Linked DNA regions of Homo sapiens: region 2 is linked to region 1. Evidence: read pairs that join two places in POLR2A ChIA-PET (ENCODE). Cell type or tissue: GM12878. All regions are shown on one strand. Each heading gives the region's core, and the rest is flanking DNA. Links, peaks and the distances in the headings are about the cores only. Region 1 overlaps SDHAF4 (succinate dehydrogenase complex assembly factor 4). Region 2 overlaps SMAP1 (small ArfGAP 1).

The links. Peaks named below come from ENCODE experiments on the same cell type or tissue, not always from the same donor. Only the 100,000 strongest peaks of a DNase experiment are listed, where the experiment ranks them.
Region 2: POLR2A ChIA-PET joins it to region 1 with 8 read pairs; 1 of 35 experiments calls an interaction of 5 or more read pairs at or near these places.

Annotation. Positions count from the first base shown.
Region 1 is chr6:70,577,035-70,594,383 of GRCh38, forward strand. It overlaps SDHAF4 (succinate dehydrogenase complex assembly factor 4), which reads left to right. Exons shown (of 3, transcript NM_145267.3): 2 at 2,380-2,532; 3 at 11,581-12,535. The coding sequence ends at 11,690. Among named protein-coding and RNA genes, the nearest start is that of SDHAF4, 19 kb to the left of the region's middle. In GM12878, for the core only: no CTCF peak of the experiment used is centred there; a DNase peak (open chromatin) is centred at 9,306; H3K27ac peaks cover 731 bases.
Region 2 is chr6:70,711,229-70,722,252 of GRCh38, forward strand. All of the region lies in intron 1 of SMAP1 (small ArfGAP 1), which reads left to right. Among named protein-coding and RNA genes, the nearest start is that of SMAP1, 49 kb to the left of the region's middle. RefSeq lists an enhancer at 1,970-2,019. In GM12878, for the core only: no CTCF peak of the experiment used is centred there; a DNase peak (open chromatin) is centred at 1,903; H3K4me3 peaks cover 395 bases.

The sequences.
Region 1 (17,349 bases), core at 7,306-11,305:
TCTTTTAGCTTCTAGAGGCTGCCCACATTCCTTGGCTTGCCCCCTTCCTCCATCTTCAAAGCCAGCAACATCGGGTCTGGTCTGTCTTCCAACCCTGTCTTCCCTTTCAAAGGACCCTTGTGGTTACATTGACCCACCCCATAATCCTGGATAACCTCCCTATTTTAAGGTCATCTGATTAGCCACCTTAATTCTGTCTGCTACCAAAATTCTTCACCGTGTAACCAAACCTATTCACAGATTCTGGGTATTGGATTCTGATTATCTTTGAGGCCATTATTCTGTTTGCTACAGAGGTGTAGCTAGAACTTGTACTCAAATTGATCTGCTTCTAAAAGCAATTTCTTTAGGAAGCTGGAAACCCCTAACGCTGAGATCACTTTTTTCCCTGTGGTTTTGCCCTTGCTGAATATTATCTCAATGAGGGTTTGGATAACTTTTATAGCATAGAAAGTTCAACTCTTTTTAGAAACTAGAGAGAAAATGATGTCATTTACGCATTGCAGACACCCAGTACATTTTAAAATCCGAAGTTTTATTTTAGATTCAGGGAGTACACGTGCAGGTTTGTTACCTGGGTATATGTGTGATGCTGAGATTTGGGATACGAATAATCCCATCACCCAGGTAATGAGCATAGTACCTAAAAGTTAGTTTTTCAACCCTTGCATCCCCTTCTTCCCTCCCTGACAGTCGTACCCAGTTTGTATTGTTGCCTTCTTTATGTTCTTGAGTATCCAGTGTTTCACTCTATAGAATTAGAAAATTATATGTGAGAATATGCAATATTTGGTTTTCTGTTCCTGCATTAGTTCACTTAGAATAATGGCCTCCAGCTGCATCCATGTTGCAGCAAAGGACATGATTTCATTATTTTTATGGTTGCATAGTATTCCATGGTATATATGTACCACATTTTCTTTATCCAGTCCACCATTGATGAGCACCTAGGTTGATTCCATGTCTTTGCTATTGTGAATAGTGCTGCAGTGAACATGCAAGCGCATGTGTCTTTCTGGTGTGAAAAATGAGTAGTTTTCTTTTGGGTATATACCAGTAACAGGATTGCTGGGTCAAATGATAGTTCTGTTTTAAGTACTTTGAGAAATCTCCAAACTGTTTTCCACAGTGGCTGAACTAAGATACATTCCCACTAGCAGTGTATACGCATTCCCTCTTCTCTACAGCCTCACCAGCATCTGTTGTTTTTTAACTTTTTAATAATAGCCATTCTGACTGATGTGACATGGTCTCTCATTATGAGTTTAATTTGCATTTATCTACCAATTCGTGATGTGGAGCATTTTTTAATATGTTTGTTGGCCGCTTATATGTCTTCTTTTGAGAAGTGTCTCTTCATGTCTGTTGTCCATTTTTTAGTGCGGTTGTTGTTTGCTTGTTGAGTTGTTTAAGTTCCTTATAGATTCTGGATATGAGACTTTTCTCAGATGTGTAGTTTGCAAATATTTTCTCCCATCCTGTAGGTTGTATGTTTACTCTGTTGAGCGTTTCTTTTGCTCTACAAAAGCTTTTTAGTTTAATTAAGTCCCATTTGTCAATTTGTTGTTGTTGTTGTTGTTGCAGTTGCTTTTGAGGACTTAGTCATAAATTATTTCCCAAGACCAATGTCCAGAAGAGTGTTTCCGAGGTTTTCTTCTAGGATTCTTACAGTTTGAGGTCTTACATTTAAATCTTTAATCCATCTCGAGTTAATTTTTGTATGTGGTGACAAATAGGGGTCCAGTTTCATTGTTCTGCACATAGCTGCCAACTATCCCAGCACCATTTATCAAATAGGGACTTCTTTCCCCATAAAACAATCTTTTTTTAGAGACATGGTCTCACTATGTTACCCAGACTAGAATTGAGCTCCTGGGCTCAAGGAATCCTCCCTCTTCAGCCTCCTGCATAACTGAGACTACGGGTGCATGCCACCATGCCCAACTTGATGTATTCTTAAATTAGTTGACAGGAAAAGAGGACCTTGATTAGGATTTAAATGTAGCCACTTCTGACTTTTAGAGATTTGAATACTAAATATTGTCATTGAAAAGTTTGTACTACTAAGTTACTCTTAATATTTGAACTCCTGGTTTTTTGGCATTGCTTCAGATAGGAATTAATGTTTTAATATAAGTTTCTGCAATATTGATAACAATTAACTAATTTATTTCATAGCCCTTCTTTTCAAACTGGTGGTCTTCCAGGAAGGGAAATGGCTGGAGAGGAAGGAAGAATTTTCACTCTGCGTCCTTTTGTACTTTTTGAACTTTGAGAAATGTGAATGTATAAACTAAAAACAAATAAATAAAATTTTATAAATGTTTAAAGTGGAATAAATGAACAGCTCCTATTTTTCTATTATCTCCACTCTTCTAGGATCACCCCTTCTGTGTCATTCTCTGAGGAAAACAAGTTCTTCTCAAGGAGGAAAGTCTGAACTTGTCAAACAGTCCCTTAAGAAGCCGAAGTTACCAGAAGGTCGTTTTGATGCACCAGAGGATTCCCATTTAGAGAAAGAACCACTGGAAAGTAAGTATAATAAAGCACCTCTCAGTTTTTGAAGTATCAAGGAAAGTGTTTTAGTTATTGAGAAAATGAGTGAAAGGAAAGAAATTTGTTATTGCTTAAATTCTGTAGTAATAAAGCATATTTCAACAATGAGTAAAATCACCATATTGACCATCGATACATGTAGATTTCTTAATAAAAAAGATTTTCAAGATTCTGACAGGTATTTGATTGTGTTTGTTTTATTTGTTATACCTCATTATTCACATAACAAAATATATAAGTTGAGACCTTCTTTGTTACAAATAAATGATGTTATTTGTATCAAAGAAGGTTATGTTATTTGTATCAAAGATCTTATGTGAATAATGAGGTATAATAAATATAACCACTTTATATATGTAATGTACACATATTATATATAAAGGACTCCAATAACTCAACGAAAAGTCAAAAATAGCAAAGCACTTGAGTCTTAACTTATATATTTTGCTATATGAATAATGAGGTATGATAAATAAATAACAAATATATGTGTATATTATATGTATGTGTGTGTGTGTGTAGAACTCCAGTAATCTACAAAAAATAAAAATAAAAAATAGCAAAGTATTTGAGTAGACATTTCTCCAGAGAAGGTATACAAATGTACAAATGGCCAACAAACACATGAAAAGATGCTCAGCATCAGCATCATTATCATTAGGGAAATGCAAATCAAAACTATGAGATACTACTTCATACCCACTAGGATGGCTATAATAGAAAAAAATGGAAAATAACAAGTGTTGGGAAGGATGTGGAGAAATTGAAACCCTCAGGCATTTCTGCTGGGAATGTAAAATGTTGCAGCCACTGTGGAAAACAGTATGGCCGTTCCTCAAAAAATCAAACTTAGAACTACCGTTTGACCCAGCAGTTCCACTCTTAGGTGTGTATCTAAAGGAATTGAAAGCAGGGACTTGAACAGATATCTCTGTAACTATGTTCATAGTATTATTAACAGTAGCCAAAAGGTGGAAACAACCCAATGTTCACAAACAAATGAATCATTAAACAAAATGTGGCATATACATCCGGTGGAAAACTATTCAGTCATAAAAAGCAATTAAATTTTAATATATGCTACAACATGGATGGACCTTGAAAACATTATGTTTAGTGAAATAAGCTGGACCCAGAAGGGCAAATATATGATTCCACTTATATAAGGTACCTAGAATAGGCAAATTCATAGAGACAGAAAGTAGAATAGAGGCTATCAGGGACTCCGGGGACTAAGGGAGAAGTCATTGTTTAGTGGGTACAGAGTTCATTGTGGGGATGATGAAAATGTTTTAGGTATAGATAGTGGTGATGGTTGTACAACCTTGTGAATATATTTTTGTTGTTGTTTTTGTTTTTGAAATGGAGTCTCACTCTTTCACCTAGGCTGGAGTGCAGTGGCACACTCTCGGCTCACTGCAACCTCCGCCTCCCAGGTTCATGTAATACTCCTGTCTCAGCCTCCCGAGTAGCTGGGATTACAGGCACACCACCACACTGGCTCATTGTTGTATTTTTAGTAGAGATGGGGGTTTCACCATGTTGGCCAGGCTGGTCTTGAACTCCTGACCTCAAGTGACCAACCCCCCTCGGCCTCCCAAAGTGCTGGGATTACAGGCGTGAGCCACTGTGTCTGGCAGTGAATGTATTTAATACTACCAAATTGTACACTTACAAATGGTTAAATGAGAAATATTATGTTATATATATTTTACCACAGTAAAAAAAAAAGAAAGCAAAAACCTGCACTTTTCAAAAGCTAATCATCTATTTGACATAATGGTAGGCATTCAACGTAAGTCTTGTATCACTCAAGTTTATGTTGAACCTACCATCCCTTAGAAATTTCTGACAAACATCACCAAATACAGCAGGTACTCTTCAATCCTTGTTTTATTTGAACAATCCACAACCTTTGACAGTGTTAACTATTGCTTCTGGAAATCTCCTGCCTTGATTTCCATTATGCTTTCATTAGTTTCATTTTTGTGTGTGTATGTATGTGTGTGTGTGTTGTTTTGTTTTGTTTTGTTGAGACAGGGTCTTGCTCTGTTGCCCAGGCTAAAGTGCAGTGGCATGAACACATGGCTCACTGCAGCCTTAACCTTCCCAGCTCAAACTGTCCTCCTGCCTCAGTCTCCTGAGTAAGTGAGACCACAGGCACATACCACCATGCTCACCTAATTTAAAAAATTTTTTTGTAGAGATGAGGTCTTGCCATGTTACCCAGGCTGGCCTCAACTCCTGGGCTCAAGCAGTCCTTCTGCCTCGGCCTCCCAAAGTGCTGGGATTACAAGTATGAGCCACCATTCCTGGCATGCTTTCTTTAGTTTCTCACCCTATTTCTTCACCAGTTTCTTCCTGGGCTCCTTTTTGAGCTCCTCTGCCTCCGCCCAACACCTAAATGTGGGTATTTGCCAGGCCTCTGTTCTTAGCCCCCTAAGTATTCCAAGGGAGATTTCATATTTCCCTAAAATGATTAGATTTATTTGATTGATTGAGGCAGAGTCTCACTCTGTCACCCAGGCTGAAGTGCAGTGGCGCCATCACAGCTCACTGCACCCTCAACCTCCTGGGGTTCCCTACTCAGCCTCTCCTGTAACTGGGGCTACAGGCACGCACCACCACACCTGGCTAATTTTTCTATTTGTTTCTTTAAGAGATAGAGCTCAGTATGTTGCCCAGGCTGGTCTTGAACTCCTGGGCTCAAACGATCTTCCCACCTCAGCCTCCCAAAATGCTGAGATTACAGGCATGAGCCACCACGCCCGGCTTAAAATGATTTTAAATATCACCTATGTGTTGGTGATTCATACATTTATACCTCTAATCAGACCTCGTTCCTGAGCATCACTCTCCTGTCTCCATTTGCCTCCTGAGTATCTTTCTTTGCACATTCCAGAAGTCTCAAAATTAATATTTCTAAAACTAAAGTCATCGTGTACCCATTGTTCCAACTCACCTTCGGCCCTCCCACCTGCCTGATCTCATATCCTCCTCTTCCTTCGGGATTTCCAGTCCACCCCATCTACCAAGTCACCCAAGCCCGAAATCTGGGGATAATCTTTCACTCCTGCCTCTTCCTGTCTCCTGTGACTGATCACTAACCAAGTCCTGTTGCTTCTACCCTTTTAACATCTCTCAAATTTATTCCCTCTTACTCATCCTACCAGTAGGGCCCAAATTCAAGCTGTCTCTAGCTCCACTGGTCACCTAACAAGCCTCTCTGCTTCCTCGTTTCCTTCCTTCTAGTCTTGTCTCCCTGCCTCTAGTATGTACTTTATTCTAAGAAAACTGTGTAGGTTGTCTCCTTGAAAAGAGTAGATTTCATTATTAAGATCATAAAGGAAAATGTTTGTAGCTAGGCACCCTGCTTGACATAAAGATGAATAAGAAAGGAAGATGAGATAATGTAAATAACGATGAACAGGACATCATGTGGTAACTAGCATGAGAGATACACAAAAAGATCAGAGGAAAGTCGACAAAAGAGATAACGTTTGAGCTGGGGTCTAAGGAAAAATAATTTTTTGTTTTTTTGAGTTGGAGTCTCGCTCTGTCACCCAGGCTGGAGGACAATGGCGCAATTTCAGCTCACCGCAACCTCCGCCTCCCGGGTTCAAGCGATTCTCCTGCCTCAGCCTCCTGAGTAGCTGGGATTACAGGCGTCTGGCACCACACCTGGCTAATTTTTGTATTTTTAGTAGAAACGGGGTTTCACCATGTTGGTCAGGCTGGTCTCGAACTCCTGACCTCAGGTGATCCACCTGCCTTGGCCTTCCAAAGTGCTGAGGTTACAGGTGTGAGCCACCATGCCTGGCCGGAAAAGTAAAATTTTTATAAGTAGATAAGGTGTGGTGAGGAGACATTTCAAAATACCTGGAGAAAGCTATGGTCAAAGAGAAAGAGGCTGCAGAACATTAACACTTACAAGACACAGCTAATGGGCCTCTTTGGCTTCAGCATAAATTATATATATATTTGATTAATACAGGGTTGTCCAATCTCTTGGCTTCCCTGGGTCACATTGGAGGAAGAATTGTCTTAGGCCACACATAAAATACACTAACAACAGCTGATGAGCTAAACAAAAACAAAAACAAAACAAAACAAAAATCACACAAAAAAACTCAATGTTTTAAGAAAGTTTATGAATTTGTGTTGGGCCACATTCAAAGCCATCCTGGGCCACATGCAGCCCGTGGACTGTGGGTTAGACAGGCTTGGATTAATTGAATATAAAGCTAGACACACAGGTTCAGCTCAAATCTGGGAGGGCCTGAAATCCCAGGTTACAGTGTAAGGGCTTTATGCAGTGAGCAGTGAGGAAATGTATTTGGATAGAGGTTGTTTTAATTAGCTTTATTAAATATAGTCTGCATATGATAAAATTCACCCATGTTAAATATACAGTTGAGTGAGGTTGTTGTTGTTGTTGTTGTTGTTGTTGTTTGAGACGGAGTCTTGCTCTGTTGCCCAGGCTGGCTTGCAGTGGTATGATCTCGGCTCACTGCAACCTCTGCCTCGGGTTCAAGCGAGTCTCCTTCCTCAGCCTCCCTGGGATTACAGGCACCTGCCACCACACCCGGTTAATTTTTGTATTTTTAGTAGAGATGGGGTTTCACCATGTTAGCCAGGCTGGTCTCGAACTGCTGACCTCGTGATCCGCTCGCCTCGGCCTCCCACAGTGCTGGGGTTACAGGCATGAGCCACCACGCCTGGCTAGTGAGTTTTAACAAATGTTTACAGCCATGGAAACCACACAAAGTGTAAAATAGTTCTGTCCCCTAAAGAGGTACAAGGCAGTTCATCCTCTCCCCACCTCCTCCCAGCAACCATTGATCTGTTCTCTATCACTGTAGTTTTGCTTTTTCTAGGATTTTATATAAATGAAACTCTACAGTATGTAGTCTTTGGTGTCTGGTTCCTTTCACATAGTATAATGTGGAAGAGGGATTCTGTTGTATTAGTTCTAAAATGGGACACTGAGAGCAGGAACCAGGGTGGTAATGGTGAGAACAAAAAGTTTCAGAAAACTGCAGGCTATTATAAGGGCAAAAATTAGGTTAACAAATGTGAGGAAGAAGAGACATGGAAAGATACGAGGGTGTGGTCAGAAAGAAGAGTGCTCAAAAGAGTGTGGGATTTGGAGGAGGAACATACTCAAAAAATAATAAAGTCCAGTGGACAGCAGAAGTAGATACGAAAGTCATCAGGAAAGAGATTGGTGACCTTTGTGGCCTCGATGTGTGATGATTTACTAATGTGGATGTTGATATTAGGGATGATGGGGAGAGAGAGATGAAACTATGAACCAGATATTGATCCCATGCAAGAAGACAGAAGAATCTTGGAGTTTATTATAAGACTAGAGAAAAGCACTGGATAAGTAAATGGTATAGAATTCCAAAAAGGAAAGGCTATAGAGGTGTGGCATTAGAATGAGAGGCTGGAAATAGCAGTGAGGAGCAGGGACATCTTGACCTGTTCTTTCTTCCCCAGTGCTGTGGACTGAATTATGTTCCCCCAAAATTCATCTGTTGGAGCTCTAACCCCCCAGGTGATGGTATTTGGAGATGGGGCCTTTGGGAGATAATTAGGTTTAGATCATGAGAGTAAGGTAACTCTTTAAGAGATGGAACTGTTTTACACTTTGTGTTATTTACATGACTGTCAACATTTGTTAAAACTCACTGAACTGCGTACTTAAAATGGGTGAATTTTATTATAAGCAGACAATACTTTAATAAAGCTGATGGGAATCTCCTCATGGTGGGAATAATGCCCTTATAAGAAGAGATACCAGAGAGCTTGCTGTCTCTCTTTCTCTGCCATGTGAGGACACAGCAAGAAGCGACCATCTGTAAGCCAGGAAGAAAGCCCTCATGAGAACCAACCATGCTACCACCCTGATTTCAGCCTACCAGCCTCCAGAGCTGTAAGAAAATAAGTTTCTGCTGTTTACTCCACCTAGTCTATGGTATTTTGTTATGGCAGCTCAAGCTAAGACATCCAGTGAGCCACAGAGATATGTGAGAAAGAAGAACTTCCGTTAGAGAGGCCTTCAAGGGAATTCGTGGAGTAGGAAAAAGCCAACTTGCATTGCAGTAAAGCATGGAATTATTTTGAAAACAGAATGCTGATGAGTATGGGGGAGAGTTTATTCACAATATAACAAGAATAAAAGAATGAATATTTGAAAAATTTTCACGGTAAATTCTGTATCCTTTTTCTTTTGCCTGAGGGGCTTTATGATTTTGGTGAAGATCATTTAGTTTTCTAAAGAGATATAGTTTGGGTAATCATTCTCCTGCAGTTTCCCCGTGCTATGCAGGATAAAATAAAAGCCGTATGCCTTTTCTTCTGTTAATCTGTCTTTTGTCAGTTGATTTTTGGCAAACCTTTAGAGGGCAAGGAGGATGTTTTTCCTTGGCCCCTACACCTTCTCCCAGAGTCCAAGCAATGTGCTTCCTCAGTAGAACAGGTTTTAACATCTGTAAGTAGCTACGATGATGACCTCAGCAGAGAATACCCACCTTGAGGGAATGTGACACCCATGCCCCCAAAAGTCTAGTTGCCTTTTGGTCTGTGTCTCAGGAGTATAACTGACTTCTCTAGGGATTGAATGTAAGAGAGACCTAAGTAACCATGGGGTTTGGATAAAGCAAATCTGGGTTTGAACTGGAGCTCTCAGAGGCTTCTACTCTCTGGGTTTCAGTTTCCTCCTAACACCTGCCTTAGAATGCGCTTATGAGAAGAAACTGAGATGATAGGGCACTTTGCACTTTCCCTTTCAAGCCTTGCCAGAGTTTGTTATTCTTGTATGTATTTGTTTGCCTTTTTTTTTTTTTTTTTTTTTTTGGCCTACTTCAGTACTCTGTGAGCCCTGTGAGGGAAGGGGCCTTCTATTGCATGGTCACTACTGTGTCCCTCACCCCACCTTTACATAGCATAGGGCCTGGCAGAGTAATAGTGGAATAAATGAATGAAACTGTCTGCCCACAGGATGGCCATGAGGATGAGAATAAATCTCTTCATTCATTCATATGATACGTATTAAGTATCCTCTGTGAGCCAAACACTGAAACAGCAATGGATAAAACACACAAAAAAATTATACCATAATGAAGCTTAACATTTTAGTGGGAGAGACAGACAATAATCCAAGTAAATTTTAAAAATATACTAAATTACTGATAATTGCTGAAGATAATGTAAATGTGGGAAGGAATGGGAAGTATTGGGAGAGTGGCCACAATAAATAAATAGATACAGTTTAAGAATTAGGGGCCAGGCGGCCGGGCACAGTGGCTCACGCCTGTAACCCCAGCACTTTGGGAGGCTGAGGCGGGTGGATCACCTGAGGTCAGGAGTTCAAGACCAGCCTGGTCAACAAAGTAAAACCCCCATCTCTACTAAAAATACAAAAAATTAGCTGGGCATGGTGGTGCACACCTGTAATCCCAGCTACTCGAGAGGCTGAGGCAGGAGAATCACTTGAACCCTGGAGGCGGAGGTTGCAGTGAGCCGAGATCATGCCATTGCACTCCAGCCTGGGCAATAAGAGTGAAACTCCATCACACACACACACACACACACACACACACAAGAATTAGGGGTCAGGTGCAGTGGCTCACGCCTGTAATCCCAGCACTTTGGGAGGCCAAGGTGGGTGGATCATTTGGGGTCAGGAGTTTGAGACCAGCCTGGCCAACATAGTGAAACCCCATCTCTACTAAAAGTACAATTATTAGCCAGGCACATAGTGGTGTGCGCCTGTAGTCCCAGCTACTTGGGAGGCTGAGGCAGGAGAATTGCTTGAACCCAGGAGGCTGAGGCTGCAGTGAGCTGAGATCACGCCACTCCACTACTCCAGCAGGGCAACAGAGCTAGGCTCCATCTTAAAAAACAAAACAAAACAAAGAATTAGCGCTCTGTCTAATAGTTGGTTCCTCTCCTGTTTTTTCCATATACAGAGCAGTGCAGTGTATGGGCTGAGAACAAGACTGCAGCCAGGATGTCTGAATTTGAACTCAGTTTTATCACTTAGAAGCTATGTGATACGGAGCAACTTTCTTAACCCTTTGTGGCTCATTTTCTTCATCTATAAAGTTGGAACAATAATTGTTCTTGTCCCATAGGATTGTTAGGAAGAGTAAATGGATTAGCATACATAAAGTGCTGAGAATTGAGCCTGGCTTGTGATGGGGATTCCTACTATGAACACATAGTACTAAGAATAATAATTACTATTATGATTATAAATGGCAGTACCAGCCAACCAGTTGCTGAAGCCAAAACCCTATGATGAGGAACAGTAATTCTCTAGCTAAGATTAATTGACATTCCTATGTACCTGGCACCACGCTAAACCCTTTACATGTATTACCTTGTTTAATTAACAACACAGTGAGAGAAGTATGATTGTTCTCTCCATTTTACTGGTCAGAAAACTGTGGCATTAAGTCAAAGTGACTCCTTCAAAGTAATCTTATTTCAAGACCTTTCAAGTCTTATGAATTTGTACTCTGTATTCTCTTCTCAAACTCAGGAAAAAGAATCACATTTACAGTTCTTTTAAAGACTGCATGGTAACCAGGTTGGTAAGATCTAGCCTATCAGCAACGCTGTCTTTAAAATTGACCATAGGCTGGTCTCGGCGGCTCACGCCTGTAATCCCAGCACTTTGGGAGGCCGAGGCAGGCAGAACACTTGAGGTCAGGAGTTTGAGCCATCCTGGCCAACATGGTGAAACCCCTTCTCTACTAAAAATACAAAAATTAGTTGGGCGTGGTGGCATGTGCGTGTAATCCCAGCTACTCAGGAGGCTGAGGCAGGAAAATCACTTGAACCCAGAAGGCAGAGGTTGCAGTGAGCCCAGATCACGCCACTGCAATCCAGCCTGGGCAACAGAGGGAGACTCTGTCTCAAAAAATAATAAATAAATAAATTAATTGAATTAAATTGACTATAAGGCCTTTCCTGCCTCCATTAACTGCTTTATTTATATCTCGTTTTCCTTAGAATTTCCAGATGATGTTAATCCAGTGACCAAAGAAAAAGGTGGACCCAGGGGCCCAGAACCTACCCGATATGGAGATTGGGAACGAAAAGGACGCTGTATTGATTTTTAAGTCGCATATTCTTTAACTTCAATATTGTTTTCTGAATATGTACATCTGAATTAACTTATTTCTGATTATTTTCTTTCTTTATATCCTTTATGTCGTGTAGTTTGTATAATGTGTTTAAATATATATATATATGATGGCTTTGGAAGAAAATATGCTGCTGTAAATTAGGAAAGGGAGACCAGCCTGACCAATATGGAGAAATCTCGCCTTTACTAAAAATACAAAATTAGCCAGGCGTGGTGGCATGCACCTGTAATCCCAACTACTCTGGAGGCTGAGGCAGGAGAATGGCTTAAACCCAGGAGGTGGAGGTTGCGGTGAGCTGAGGTCGCGCCATTGCACTCCAGCCTGGGCAACAAGAGCGAAACTCCGTCTCAAAAAAAAAGATAGGAAAGGGAAAATATTTTTTCATTAACATATATTAATTTAATGAGTATAGAAATGATTCTTGTTTTTTTGAGACAGAGTCTCTCTCTCTCACCCAGGCTGGAGTGGAGTGGCACTATCCCAACTCACTGCAACTTCCGCCCCGCCAGGTTCAAGCAATTCTCCTGCCTCAGCCTCCTGAGTAGCTGGGATTACAGACACCCACCATTGCGCCTGGCTAATTTTTGTATTTTTAGTAAAGACAAGGTTTCACCATGTTAGCCAGGCTGGTCTCGAACTCCTGACCTCAGTTGATCCACCTGCCTCAGCCTCCCAAAGTGCTGGGATTGCAGGTGTGAGCCACCACGCCCAGCCTAGAAATGATTCTTAGAGCTGTAGGCCTTTACTTCATCATTTTTCAGTTTAAATTAATCAGTTGCTTATAAAATGCATACATAAATAAAATAATTTTTAAAAAATGATTGTGTTGCTGCGTGCTAGGGGATAGTGGCTTTTAACATGTGAGTTAAATAATACATTATAGTTTGAGAAGGCCACAATAATAACAGAAAATCTTTAACTTGGAGCCAGTGACTTAATTAATTACCCAATCACTTGGGTTCAAATTCTGACTCTACTTCTTACTACCTATGTGACCTTGGATAACTTATTTAACTTCTCTGTGCTTCAATATCCTTATGTGTAAGTTGGAGATAATAATACTTTTGATACTGGTGGGCTGCAGGAGGTCCCCAAACACTGGTGGGACCTTAATTCCAGCTGATGTCCAGGCTCTTGATACCATCATGAGAAGAAATTCAAAGACAAGTCAGAAAATAGGGAAAGTACTGAGATTTATTGCAAAGTAAAAAGTACATATTCGATGCCTGTAATCCCAGCACTTTGAGAGACCAAGGCGGGTCAATCACTTGAGGTCAGGAGTTCGAGACCAGCCTGGCCAACATGGCAAAACCCCGTCTCTACTAAAAATACAAAAACTAGCTGGGCGTGGTGGTGCAGGCCTGTAATCCCAGCTACTTGGGAGGCTGAGGCAGGAGAATCACTTGAACCGGGGAGGCAGAGGTTGTAGTGAGCCAAGATTGTGCCACTGCACTCCAGCCTGGGTGACAGAGCAAGACCCTGTCTCAAAAAAAAAAATAAAAAGCAAAGAAAAGAAAAGCACACATTCAAGAAAGGGGAGTGTGGGCATACTCAAGAGAGAGTGACTCAGTGGAGTTTAGGGCTTCTACCTTTATGGGTTTCTATAACCAAGAGGTGGAATATTCATGAAGATTCCTGGAAAAAGGTGAAGATTTCTTGGAATTGTGGTGCCACCAACTTTTACACCAAATACAGGTGTTCCCAGAATAGTCATGGCACTGTCTGTGTGTGCTTTAGTATGTTAATGAGCATATAATGAGGTCCTAGGTGAAACCTAGGTCATATCCAGTGCCATGCTGGGTCCAGTCAGTCTTAGCCAACTTGACTCACACCCTGGTTTTTCAGGATCTTATCAGCCCCTAGGTTATGCAGCCATTTCAACAATTTCCTTTTTGCTAATCATGTAAAACTGCTGCCTGGAATTTTCTGCTCTTCTGTGATCACCCTATATTATTCCTGTCTCACTTTCACTTCACAGGGAAGTTGAGAAGATTAAATGAATAAATAACATGTATTAGTCAGGGCTCTTCAATAGGAGAGAGAGAGATTATGTGGAATTGGTTCATGCAGTTCTAGAGGCTGAGAAGTCCCATGATAATGCCATCTGCAAGCTGAACACCTGAAGACCCAAAAAAGCCAGTGGTGTGAATCAGTCTGAGTCCAAAGGCCTGAGAAGCAGGGGAATTATGATATAAATCCAGTCTGAGGGCAAAGAAGATGAGAAGAGATGTCCTAGCTCAAGCAGTGAGGCAAGAAAAAAGGAGTGAATTCTTCCCTCTACCTTTTGTCCTATTCAGGCCTTCAGTGTATTAGATAATGCCCGAATACATTGGGAAGGACAGTCTACTGAGTTCACCAGTTCCAATGCTAATCTCATTCAGAAACACCCCTACAGACACATCCAGAAACAATGTTTAAACTGGTACCCTGTGGCCTACTCAAGTTGACACATAAAATTAGCCAACACAACATGTTAGCCACTTAGAGCAGTGTGTAGTATAGTACATACTTCTCAGTAAGTGTTAACTCTCTTTAAATTATGAATGTATTTTTCCAAGTCTCTAGGCGTTGTGAGAGGAAAGATTTTTTTTTTTTTTTTTTTTTTTTTTTTTGCTCTGTCCCCAGGCTGGACTACAGTGGCACAATCTCCACTCACTGCAACCTCTGACTCCCTGGTTCAAGCGATTCTCCTGCCTCACCCTCCCGAGTAGCTGGGACTACAGGCACTCGCCACCACGCCCAGCTAATTTTTGTATTTTTGTAGAGACGGGGTTTCATCGTGTTAGCCAGGATAGTCTCGATCTCCTGATCTCGTGATCTGCCCGCCTCAGCCTCCCAAAGTGCTGGGCCAGGTGTGAGCCACCGCGCCCGGCCAGTGGGAGGAAAGATTTTTAAAAATGAAATTTGAAATACTTGAAATTGTTTTATATGAGTACAACATTTAAAATGTCATTAGTTGAAAATAGTGATTATTTACATGAGTGAACTGAAGTATATACATTAGTTTGTGGAACATAAAATTCACAGAGGTGCTATGGTTGGAAAATTTGTCGCCTCCAAAACTTATGTTGAAACTTAATCCCCAATGTCTCAGTAGTGAGAGGTGGGACCTTTAAGAGGTGATTGGCCTTTACGAGGGCAGAGCCCTCATGAAGATTAATTCATTTATGGGTTAATGGACAAATGGGTTATCATGGAAGTGGAGCTGGTGCTTTATGAGAAGAGGAAGAGAGACTTAAGCTGGCATGTTAGCATCTGAGCCCACTCAGCCAACTTGCCATGTGATGCCCTGCGCTGCCTCAGGACTCTGCAGAGAGCTTTCACTAGCTTCAAGGCCCTGGCCAGATGTGCCCCTTGACCTTGGACTTTCTAGCCTCCAAAACCATAAGAAATAAACGTCTTTTCTTTCAAAATTACCCAGTATCAGGTATTTAGTTATAGCAACTTGGGCTAAGAAAACTGGCACTGGGAGTGAGGTGTTGGTATAAAGTTACCTGAAAATGTGGAAGCCGCATGGGAACTGGATAATGGGCAAAGATTGGAAGAGTTTGGAGGAGCAGGGTGGAAAAAGCCTAGATTCTGATTAGGGATTAGAAGACAAGAAGACTAGGGAAAGTTTAGAACTTCCTAGAGATTACTTAAGTGGTCGTGACCAGAATGCTGATAGAAATATGGACAGTAAAGGCCATTCTGATGAGGTTTCAGATGGAACTGAAGATCAAAGTGTTGGAAACTGGAGTAAAAGCCTTTCTTAGAAAGTGGCAAAGAATTTGGCTGGATTGTGTCCAGGCCCAAGGCTGGGTGTTTTATAGCAACACCCTACTCCCAGCTACCAATTCCAAGGAATGCTGAACTTAAGAATGATGAATTAGAATATTTGACGGAAGAAATATCTAAGCAGCAAAGCATTTAGGCTATTGCATGGCTACTTTTAACCACTTACATTGAACTGCAAAAAGGAATAAGTTACTTAAAGACAGAAATCATAATCAAAAGGGAAGCAAAGCAGAAAGATTTGGGAAATTCTAAGCCTAGACATGTGGTAGAGAATGAAAGAGTTTTTTCAGCAGAGGAAACCAAGCGTATGACCAAGGCACTGTTTGCTAAAGAGATTAATATGGCTAGAAAGGAGCCAGAGATTCATCAGGACAATGGGAGAAAGATCCCAAAGGCATTTCAGAAATCTTTGAAGCTGCCCCTCCCATCACAGGCCCAGAGGCCTAAAATGGCAGAATGGTTTAAAGGGACAGGCCCAGGGCACTCTCTAAGGGCTTGCTGCCCCGGGCTGCCTTGGACCTCTACTCCTGGGCATTCTGGCTGCTCAAGCAGCTCTAGCTCAGGTGGTCCCCAGTGTGGCTCGACCTGCCACTCCAAAAGGTCCAAGTTGTAAATCTTGGCAGCACTGTCCAGTGATGCAAGTGGTCTCAGATGCTGCTCATGCCCCCACTCCAGAGGGCACAAGCAGTGAGCCTTGGCGACCTGCACATGCTGCTTATTCTGCAGGCACACAGCAAGAGCTGTGAGGCATAGCAGCTTCCACCTAGATTTCAAAGGATGTATCAGACAGCTTGTGGGCCCACGCAGAGACTTACTGCAAGGGCACAACCACTGCAGAGAACCCCTCTGCTAGGGCAATGCTGAGTGGAAATGTGGGACCAGAGCTGCTGCAGAAAGTTCCCAACAGAGCAGTGCACTCTGGAGCCGCAGGGGCAGGACCACCCTGGGACCTCAGAACTGTAGAGCTACCAGTATGCAACACCAGCCTGGAAAAGCTGCAGGCACCTGACTCCAACCTGTGAGAGTAGCCATGTGGACTACAGCAAGCAAAGCCATAGGCATGAGATTGCCCAATGTTTTGGAGACCCACTCCCTACCTCAGTGTTCACAGGATGCCAGCATGGAGTCAAAAGAGATTATTTTCCAGCTTCAAGGGTTTTTTTTTGTGTGTGTGTGTGATGGAGTCTCATTCTTCATTCTGTCACTCTGGCTGGAATGCAGTGGCATGATCCTGGCTCACTGCAACCTCTGCTCCTGGGTTCAAGTGATTCTCCTGCCTCAGCCTCCTGAGTAGCTGGAATTACAGGCACCTTCCACCGTGCCTGGCTAATTTTTTTTGTATTTTTAATAGAGACAGGGTTTCACCATGTTGGCCAGGCTGGTCTTGAACTCCTGACCTCAAGGGATCCTCCCACCTCAGCCTCCCAAAGTGCTGGAATTACAGGTGTGAGACACTGCGCCTGGCTGAGCTTCAAGATTTAATGTCTTCCCTGCTGGGTTTCTGACTTGTTAGGGGCCGATTACTCCATTTTGCTCTCCTATTTTTCCCTTTTGGAATGGAAATGTGTATCCTATGCCTGTCCTACCGTTGTATCTTGGAAGTAGATAAATTGTTTTCGCAGGATCACAGATAAGACTTTGGACTTTTGAGTTGTTGCTGGAATAAGTTAAGACCTTGGGGCTATGAAGATAGAATAAATGTATTTGTATGTGATAAGGACATTAGTTTTGGAAGGCCAGTGCCAGTGCCAGAATGCTATAGTTTGAATGTTTGTCTCCTCCAAAACTCGTGTTAAACTTTATCCCCATTGTAACAGTATTAATGAGATGGGAAATCCAACTATGCTATTTGACA
Region 2 (11,024 bases), core at 335-4,334, 130 kb after region 1:
GTTTATTTACACCAGCATTATCACAGACATGTTAGTAATTTGTTGTGCTACGATGTCACAATAATTACAATGTCTCTAGGCAATAGGAATTTTTTATTTCCATAATAATCTCATGGAACTGTTACTGTAAATGTGGTCTGTCATTGATTGAAAGGTCATTATGCAGAGCCTGACTGTATTTTATTCCTTTTGTTGTGTTTTCTCTTTCAGATCGATCACTATTGGTATAAATAAATGCAGCTGATTTTTGTATGTTGATTTTGTGTTTTACTTTACTGAATTAATTTATTAGCTCTTTTTTTTTTTTTTCTTTTTTGAGACAGAGTTTCACTCTTGTCACCCAGGCTGGAGTGCATTGGCGCGATCTCTGCTCACTGTGACCTCCGCCTCCCAGGTTCAAGCGATTCTTCTGCCTTAGCCTCCTGAGTATCTGGGATTACAGGCGCCTGCCACCATGCCCGGCTAATTTTTGTGTTTTTAGTAGAGATGGGGTTTCACTATGTTGGCCAGGCTGGTCTCGAACTCCTGACCTCAGGTGATCCACCTGCCTCGTCCTCTCAAAATGCTGGGACCCGCACCTGGCCTAATATGTATATATTTTTAATGGAGTCATTAGTATTTTCTACATAAAGGATTACGTCATCTGCAAATGAGGATAATTTTACCTTTTCCTTTCTGATTTGGATGCTGTTTATGTCTTTTGTAGGATTGCTCTTGCTAATATTTCCAATTCTGTGTTCAATAGAAGTGGTGAGAATAGATATCCTTTCCTTGTACCAGATCTTGGAAGAAAAGCTTTCAGTTTCTCCCCCACAGATTATTATGTTTGCTTTGAGTTTTTCATAAATGGCCTTTATTATGTTGAGGAAGTTTCCTTCTATACTTATTCTGTCGAAAGTTTTTATTATGAAAAGATGTGGAACTTTTGTCAAATGCTTTTTTGTTCATTTATTGAGATGATCATGTGGCTTGTATCATTCATTCTGTTAATGAGGGGTAATCACCTTGATTGATTTGTGTATGTTAAGCCAACCTTATATCCCAGAGGAAAATCCCACTTGGTCAAAGTGTATTATCTTTTTAATGTGTTGTTGAATTTGGTTTGCTGGTATTTTACTGAAGATTTTTGAATGTGTGCTCATCAGAGATATTGGCTTACAGCTTTCTTTCCTTGTGGCATCTTTGTCCAGCTTTGGTACTACCCTGAGGGTGATACTGGCTTCATACTATGAGTTTGGAAATACTCCCTCTACTTATTTTTTGGAAAACTTCAAGAAGGATTGGTGTTAATTCTTCTTTGAGTGTTTGGTAGAATTTAGCTGTGAAGCCATCTGGTCCTGGATTTTTCTTTGTTGAGAGGTTATTGATTACTTCTTTCATCTCTATTTGTAATTTGACTGTTGAGGAAATTCTGTTTCTTCTTGATTCAGTCTTGATAGGTTTTATGTTCCTAGGAATTTATCTGTTTCCTTTAGGTTATTCAATTTATTGGCACCTAGTTGTTTATAAGTAGTTCCTTATTTTTTTTTATTGCTTTTCTTTTCTTTTCTTTTTTCTTTTTTTCTTTTCTTTTTTTTTTTTTTGAGACAGAATCTCACTCTGTCACCTAGGCTGGAGTGCAGTGGCACAATCATGGTTCACTGCAACCTCTGCCTTCCGGGTTCAAGTGATTCTTTCCTCAGCCTCCTGAGTAGCTGAGATTACAGGCATGTGCCACCACACCTGGCTCATTTTTTGTATTTTTAGTAGAGATGGGGTTTCACCATGTTGGTCAGGCTGGTCTTGAACTCCTGACCTCAAATGATCCACCCACCTCGGCCTCCCAAAGTGCTGGAATTACAGGTGTGAGCCACTGCACCCATCCTGTGATTTTTTTATATTTCAGAGACATCCTTTGTAATGCTTCCTCTTTCATTTCTGATTTTTAGTCTTCTCTCTCTTTCTCTTAGACTACCTGGGAGTTTGTCAGTTTTATTTTCTCAACAACCAACTCTTAGTTTTGTTGATTTTTTTTCCTGTGGTTTTTCTATGCTTTATTTGATTTATCTGTGTTTTTTTACTTTCTTTCTTCTGCTAACTTTGGGTTAAGTCTGTTCTTATTCTAGCTCCTTGAGGTGTATAGTTAGGTTGTTTATTTTGAGATTTTTTTTAATGCAGACATTTATCACTACAAAATTTCCTCTTATTACTGCTTTTGCTGTATCACGTAAGTTTTGGTTTGTTCTCTTTTTGTTTTTGTTTATCCTGAGATATTTAAAAAATTCTCTTTTGACTTACTGTTTGACCTAGTGGTTGTTCAATAGTGCGTTATTTAGTATTTGTGAATTTTCCATGTTCTTCTTGTTATCTAGTTCAATTCCATTGTTGTTGGACAAGGTATTTGATGATATTATTTTGAACTTCTTAAATTTGTTTAGACTTGTTTTGTGACCTAATGTGATCTGTCCTGGAAAATATTTTATGTACACTTGAAAAGAATGTATATTCTTCTGTTGAGTAGAACGTTCTGTATAGGCTTGTCAAGTTTATTTGGTGTGTAGTGTTGTTCAAGCCCCGTTTCTTTATTAATTTTTTTGTCTGGATGTCCTATCTATTGTTGAAAATGGGGTACTGAAGTCACCTACTATTACTGTATTGCTATCAGTTTCTTCTTTCAGTTCTGTCAGTATTTGCTTTATATACTTGGGTGCTCTGATGTTGGGTGTGTATTTGTTTACAATTGTTATATCTTCTTGTTGAATTGATCCTTTTGTCATTGTGTAATGACCTTTTTTTGTCTCTAGAGACAGTTTTTGACTTACAGTGTACTTCGATGCAAATATGGCCACTCTTTTGGGTACCATTTGCATGGACTATTCTTTTCTATTCCTTCACTTTCCACGTATGTGTGTCCTTGAATCTAAAGTTAGTTTCTTGTAGACAATGTATAGTTGGATCTTTTTTTTTTAAATTCATTTAGCTGCTTTATCTTTTTATTGGAGAGTTTAGTCCATTTACATTTAAAGTAATTATTGACAAGGAAAGATTTACCGTTGCTGTTTTGTTAACTGTTTTCTGTTTGTTTTGTAGTTGTTTTGTCCTCCTTTTTCTCTCCTATTGTCGTCTTGTTGCTTTTTGTAATGCTGTGATTCTTTGTGTAACTTCTATAGGTGTTTTTTTTGTAGTTACCAGAAGGCTTATATAAAATATCTTGTAATTATCTGTGTTAAGCTGATAACAGCTTAACTTCTTTTCCATGCAGGAGCACTCATTTTTACCTTTCTTACCCTCAAATTATATGTTATTGAGTTACAATTTAGATCTATTGTATTATGTATTTAAGATAATTTCGTTAGAGTTGTTTTTAGTACTTTTATCTTTTAGGTTTTGTACTGGGATTATAATTAACTTCACACCACTGTTATAGTAATAAAATATTCTTTTTATTTTGCCCGTATATTTAACTTTACTAACAAGTTTTGTACTTTTTTTGGTATAAAAAACAAAAAAAACATTATGTTGTTGTTTTGCATCTTTTCATTTCAACTTGAATAACTACCTTTAGCATGCTTGCAAGGCAGGAATAGTGGATAAAGTACCTTGGCTTTTATTGGTTTGAGAACACCTTTATCTCCCCTTCAGCTTTAAAGGACAGGATTGCTGGGTATAGTATTCTTGGCTGACAATTTTTTTTTCTTTCTGCACTTTGCATATATAATTCTATTCCCTTCAGCCTGCAAGGTTTCTGCTGAAAAATCTAATAAGAAATAGAGAGTCCCCTGTACTTAGCAAGTTGCTTCTTTCTTGCTGCTTTCAAAATCCTCTCTGTCTTTAATTTTTGACAATTTGATGATAATGTATTGTCTCTGTGTGGGTTTCTTTTTTTTTTTTTTTCCTTTTTTTTTTTTGGAGACATGGTCTTATAGTGTTGCCCAGGCTGGAGTGCAGTGGTGTGATCATGGCTCACTGTAGCCTTGACCTCCCTAGGCTCAGGACCTCCTGCCTCAGTACCCCTAGTTTCTGGGACCACAAGCACTTGCCAGCATGCCTGGCTAATTTTGTATTTTGTGTGGAGACAGAGTTTTTCCATGTTGCCCAGGCTGGTCTCAAACTCCTGGGCTCAGTCCACCTGTCTTGGCCTCCCAAAGTGTTGGGATTATGGGCATGAGCCACTGCACCTAGCCTGTGTGGGTTTCTTTGGATTAATCCTATTTGGTATCATTTGGGCTACCTGAATCTGGATTTGTATTTTCTTTCCCAGGCATGGGAAGTTTTCAGCCATTATGTCTTTGAATGTGTTTTTAGTCCCTTTCTTTCTCTCTTCTGCAACTCTGATAATGCCTATATTGTGATGGCTTCACTTAAGTCCCTTAAGTCAGCAGTCCCCAACTTTTTTGGCACCAGCGACTGGTCTTGTGGAAGACAGTTTTTCCATGGACTTGGGATGGTGGAGTAGGGTAGGTGGGAGAGGTGGAGGGTTTTGGGATGATTCAAGTGCATTACATTTATTGTGCACTTTATTTCTATTTTATTTTATTTTTTATTTCCATAGGTTTTGGGGGAACAAGTGGTATTTGGTTACATGAGTAAGTTCTTTAGTGGTGATTTGTAAGATTTTGGTGTGCTGTCATCACTCGAGCACTAAACCCAATTTGTAGTATTTTATCCCTCACCCGCTTTCCACCCTTTTCCCCCAGTCCCCAAAGTCCATTGTATCATTCTTAAGCCTTTGAATCTTTATAGCTTAGCTCCCACTTATGAGTGAGAACATAATGATGTTTGGTTTTCCATTCCTGAATTACTTCACTTAGAAAAATGGTCTCCAATCCCATCCAGGTTGCTGAGAATGCCATTAATTCATTCCTTTCTATGGCTTAGTTGTATTCCATCATACAGATACATACCACAGTTATCTACTTGTTGATGGGCATTTGATCCACATTTTTGCAATTGGGAATTGTGCTGCTGTAAACATGCATGTATTGTGCACTTTATTTCTATTATTATTATATACTCACCATAATGTAAAATCAGTGGGAGCCCTGAGCTTGTTTTCCTGCAGCTATATGGTCCCATCTGGGGGTGATGGGAGACAGTGACAGGCATTAGATTCTCATAAGGAGCATGTGCCCTGGATCCCTTGCATGTGCAGTTCACAACAGAGTTTGTGCTTTTATGAGAATCTGATGCCACTGCCTATCTGAGGGGTGGTGGAGCTCAGCTTTGCTCACTTGCCCACCACTCACCTCCTGCTGTGTGGTCTTGTTCCTAATAGGCCACAGACCAGTATCTGTATTGGTCTGTGGCTTGGGGGTTGGAGGCTCCTGCCTTAAGCTGTCTTTACTCTTTTTCATTCTTTGTTATTTTTGCTTTTCAGATTGGATGATTTCCAGTGACCTGTCTTGGAGTTCACTGATCTTTTCTTCTGCTTGATCTAGTCTGTTACTGGACCCATCTTTTGACTTTTTGGTTCAGTTATTATATTTTTCATTTGTATAATTTCTGTTTGGTGCTTTCAAAATATGTTCTGTCACTTTGTTGAGTTCTCAGTTTGTTTATGCATTGCTCTGTTGAGCTCAGTGATCATCTTTATGACCATTTTTTAAAATTCCTTGTTGGGTAAATTGCATATCATCATTTCCTTAGGGTCAGTTTCTGAAAATTTACCTGGTTCTTTTATCTGGAACATATTTCTCTGTTTCTTTATTGCCCTCACTCTTGGTTTGGCTTCTGTGCATTAGATAAGACTACTGCCTCTACTAGTCTTGTGAGACTGGTGTTGTGTAGGAGATGATTCTTACCAGTTAGGCCAGCCAGAGTTTCTAGGTACCTCTAAAATCTTTTTGTTTGTCCAAACTACACTCTTTGTTCTTTCTTAGTGGTCTCCAGTAATTAGGGTGTGCCAAGTTCTGCCAGATGAATTAGAAGCTAGTTTCTTGAGATGCAGGTGGGAAGATTGGTGTGTTAGAAGTGTGTTGCAGTTCATTCTATCTTTAGGGAGAAGCTGAGAGCCAGAGCTTATCTCTCATTCATTCCACACTAAGCTGGAGAGAGGATCTGTGGCAGATGCCTGCACACTTATTTAGGCTGCACTGTCTCTTTGTTGTCCACAGTTCAGGAAAACTCACGAATACCAAGACACTCTTGCTCTTAGGGCTAGGTGATTTAGGAGCCAAATCCTCTAAGAGAACTGCAAAAGTTGGGTCACTTACACGCACGGTCCAACCCTTCACTCCTTAGTTAGAAGCTGGGTATTGGGGATTCCTTCTTGATTGTTTGGCACAGTGCACAGGGAGGGGTTTGTGTGCAAGTGTGTCTAAACTTTTTCTACCTGTTTGGATGTGGATGTTTTCTCAGTTGCCCCATGTATAGGAGACTGTCGGCCAGTTTCTGGCTTTCTCTCAGAGGAAATTGATCTGTGTATACATGTTTATTCAGTACTTCTGTGGGAGGAAGTAAAGCTACGGGCTTCCTTTTCCATCATCTTGCTGATGTCACTGCTAACACATTTTCAGATCACATTTTTAGGTGGTTTTGTTTCTGGTTATGCCATTCAAATAGAACCAGGAGTGTTTTTAAAAACATTACATTTTACTAGCATGGCATCTTTAAGAATTGGTTCTCCTTTTTCCTGGGTATATTCTCTTAGAAGATTAAATACTTGATGATGAGAAAATAATATATTGAATTTCAGGAAGTTTATCTTATATATCTATTTTAGTGTTGTTCATTGGGAAAGGAAAAAGTTAGATGAATTATCACTTGCCGGTTTTCACAGAGCAGATTGTTATAGAAGCAATGACTAAAATAAAATGACTATTTTATTAATATTCCATCCTCCCCACAAGCTCCACAAGCTCCCCTTCCAATTTTTTTGGTGTTTTTTTTTCCCCTTCCGACTTAAAAAATTTTATTGTTTACTGGCAACCAGGCATGCACACATGTGTACGTATGCATATTAAATTAAATTTTATCTAATGGGTTAATGAATCTGAGAAGCAGTGTTTGGAACCAGGAGGACATTGTAGCTAATGAGATCCTGAACTGGGGCAGAGGTCCAGCTGGGATGAGGGTAAAGTCATGAATTTGAAAAGAGAAGATAAAATAATCAAGATGTTTGCTTGATTAAATGGTTAAGGATAATGAAAGAAAGAGAGGAGCAAGAATGACATTTTTATTTCTCCCCTTACATCACCAACTAAGTTGGGGGAATGTGAAAAAGCAATGTTGGAGGGAGGAAGAGAGAGGGAAGGGCTGAAAGGAAAAATGAATTCCATCTTGGACATATTTAATTGGCATTATCCAAGTTGGTTATAAGAATGCGATGCTTGGGGCTGAGCATGGTGGCTCATACCTATAATCCCAGCACTATGGGAGGCCAAGGCGGGTGAATCACAAGGTCAGGAGTTGGAGACCAGCCTGGCCAACATGATCCAATCCCGTCTCTGCTAAAAATACAAACAATTAGCTGGGCGTGGTGGCGGGCACCTGTAATCCCAGCTACTTGGGAGGCTGAGGCAGGAAAATCCCTTGAACCGGGAAGTAGAGGTTGCAGTGAGCTGAGATTGTACCACTTCACTCCAGCCTGGGTGACAGTGTAAGACTCCATCTCAAAAAAAAAAAAAAAAAAAAAAAGTGTTGCTTGGAGAAGGGATGAAGACTAGAGATATGCCACATTTTCTTATTTTAAAAAGTCCTTTCTTGTTTTTCTCATCTTGACAAGTATCTAATAATTAATGTGTATTTTTAATGTGTGATTTCACCTTAAAAAGATTATTATAAAAACATTTAAAAACTATTTTATAACATATATAATCAGTGGAATTGCATGACTAAAGAAATGTAGATTTTTGGAGTTAAAGGTTTGATATCTTATGGACTCTTTAACAGTAGCAGGTGAAATTAGCAAGGAAAAGTATGGGATACAGAGAAAAGTACTTGTTCTATGAAAAATGATTTGTAGTTATAGAGTGCTTTCATTATATGTACTTTGTCGTTTGGTATTCATAGCAGTTACCTGAATGTAGTAGATGGTGGTATTTGTATTTTCAAATGAAGAAACTGATCTTCATAGTGTGGATACAGGGATACTTTTTTAAAAAATTCTTTTTATTATTATTGTCATTGAATGGTTATACACAAGTATTTTCATTTTTTATTCATTTTTACAAATGGAAGCAAGAATGAAATGAAGGAAATTATTAATACAGTTCTCTCATCCACCCTTGAATCTCCCATCCAGATTCAAATGGTAACATTTTACCACACTTATTCTCTTTGTCCTTTATATATGTGTACAAACACACCCATTTCCCCCCTGAACTTATAGCCAAAATGCTCCTATATCCCTGAATATTTCAGCGTTTGTCTCCTGTATCAGTCGGTTTTCACGCTGCTGTTAAAGACGTACCCGAGACTGGGAAGAAAAAGAGGTTTAACTGGACTTACAGTTCATATGGTCGGGGAGGCCTTAGAATCATGGTGGGAGGCAAAAGGCACTTCTTACATGGTGGCAGCAAGAGAAAATGAGGAAGAAGCAAAAGTGGAAACCCCTCATAAACCCATCAGATCTCATGAGACTTATTAACTATAATGAGAATAGCGTGGGAAAGACTAGCCCCCATGGTTCAATTATCTTGCTCTGGGTCCCTCCTACAACATGTGGGAATTCTGGCAGATACAATTCAAGTTGAGATTTAGATGGGGATGCAGCCAAACCATATCATTCTGCCCCTGGTCACTCCCAAATTGTATGTCCTCACATTTCAAGACTAATCATGCCTTCCCAACAGTCCCCCAGAGTTGTAACTCATTTCAGCATTAACCAAAAAGTCCACAGTCCAAATTCTCATCTGAGACAAGGCAAGTCCCTTTTGCCTATGAGCATGTAAAATAAAATCAAAAGCAAGGTAGTTACTTCCCAGATACAATGGGGGTACAGGTATTGGGTAAATATAGCCATTCCAGATGGGAGAAATTGGCCAAAACAAAGGGGTTACAGGGCCCATGCAAGTCCAAAATCCAGCAGAGCAGTCAAATTTTAAGCCTCCAAAATGATCTCCATGAGTGCAGGTCTTGCATCGAGGTTATGCTGATTCAAGAGGTGGGTTCCCATGGTCTTGGGCGGCTCTGCCCCTGTGGTTTTGCAGGGTACAGCCTCCTTCCCGGCTGCTTTCATGGGCTGGTGTTTAGCATCTGTGGCTTTTCTGGGCACATAGTGCAGGCTGTTAGTGGATCTACCATTCTGGGATCTGGAGGATGGTGGCCCTCTTCTCACAGCTCCACTAGGTGGTGCCCCAGTAGGGACTCTGTGTGGGGGCTCTGACCCCACATTTCCCTACCACAATGCCCTAGCAGAGGTTCTCCATGAGGACCCTGCCCCTGCAGCAAACTTGTGCCTGGGCATCCAGGCGTTTCCATACATCTTCTAAAATCTAGGAGGAGGTTTCCAAACCTCAGTTCTTGACATCTGTTTCCCTGCAGGCTTAACACCACATGGAAGCTGCCAAGGTTTGGGGCTTCCACCCTCTGAAGCCATTGGCTCCTTTCAGCCATGGCTGGAGCGGAGAGGCTGGGACACAGGGCACCAAGTCCCTAGGCTGCACACAGCATGGGGACCCTGGGCCCGGCCCATGAAACCACTTTTTCCTCCTGGGCCTCCGCACCTGTGATGGGAGGGGCTGCTGTGAAGGTCTCTGACATGGCCTGGAGACATTTTCCCCATGGTCACGGGGATTAATATCTTGATATCTTATGAACTCTTAACAGTAGTAGGTGAAATTAGCAAGAAAAGTTTGGGGTTAGAGAGAAAAGGACTTGTTCTATGAAAATGATTTGTAGGCTTCTTGCTACTTATGCAAATTAGGCTCCTTGCTACTTATGCAAATTTCTGCAGCCGGCTTGAATTTCTCCCTAGAAAATGGGTTTTTCTTTTCTATCGCATAGTCAGGCTGCAAAGTTTTTTCCAAACTTTTATGCTCTGCTTCCCTTATAAAACTGAATGCCTTTAACACAACCCAAATCACCTCTTGAATGCTTTGCTGCTTAGAAATTTTTTCCGCCAGATACCCTAAATTGTCTTTCTCAAGTTCAAAGTTCCACAAACCTCTAGGGCAGGGGCAAAATGCTGCCAATCTCTATGCTAAAACATAACAAGAGTCACCTTACTCCAGTTCCCAACAAGTTCCTCATCTCCATCTGAGACCACTACAGCCTGGACCTTATTGTCTATATCGCTATCAGCATTTTGGGCAAAGCCATTCAACAAGTCTCTAGGAGGTTCCAAACTTTCCCACATTTTCTTGTCTTCTGAGCCTTCCAAACTGTCCCATCCTCTGTCTGTTCCCCATTTCCAAAGTTGCTTCCACATTTTTGGGTATCTTTTCAGTAACGCCCCACTCTCCTGGTACCAATTTACTGTATTAATCTGTTTTCATGCTGCTGATAAAGACATAACTGAGCCTGGGAAGAAAAAGTGGTTTAATTGGACTTACAGTTCCACATGGCTGGGGAGGCCTCAGAATCACGGAATCATGGTCGGAAGTGAAAGGCACTTCTTACATGGCAGCAGCAAAAGAAAATGAGGAAGAAGCAAAAGTGGGAACCCCTGATAAACCCGTCAGATTTCGTGAGACTTATTAACTATAACGAAAATAGCATGGGAAAGACCGGCCCCCATGATTCAATTACCTTGCCCCGGATCCCTCCCACAACACATGGGAATTCTGGGAGACACAATTCAAGTTGAGATTTGGATGAGGACTCAGCCAAAGCATATCATCTCCTAATAACAAAGACTTTACATGATCACAGTACGTTTATTAAAATCAGGAAATTATCATTGATATCTATAGAACTTACATTTCATCAATTGTCACAATAATGTCAGGGACAACAAATTTGTCAAGCTCTACAAGTACTAATGAAGGGCAGTGCCACATAAATAAAGCATACTGTTAGATTGAAATTAGAGTATTTGTAAAGAGGTTGCCTTCTGAGATAATTAATGGCCATCAGCCTCTGTTAATATATTTGCCTGCCCTATA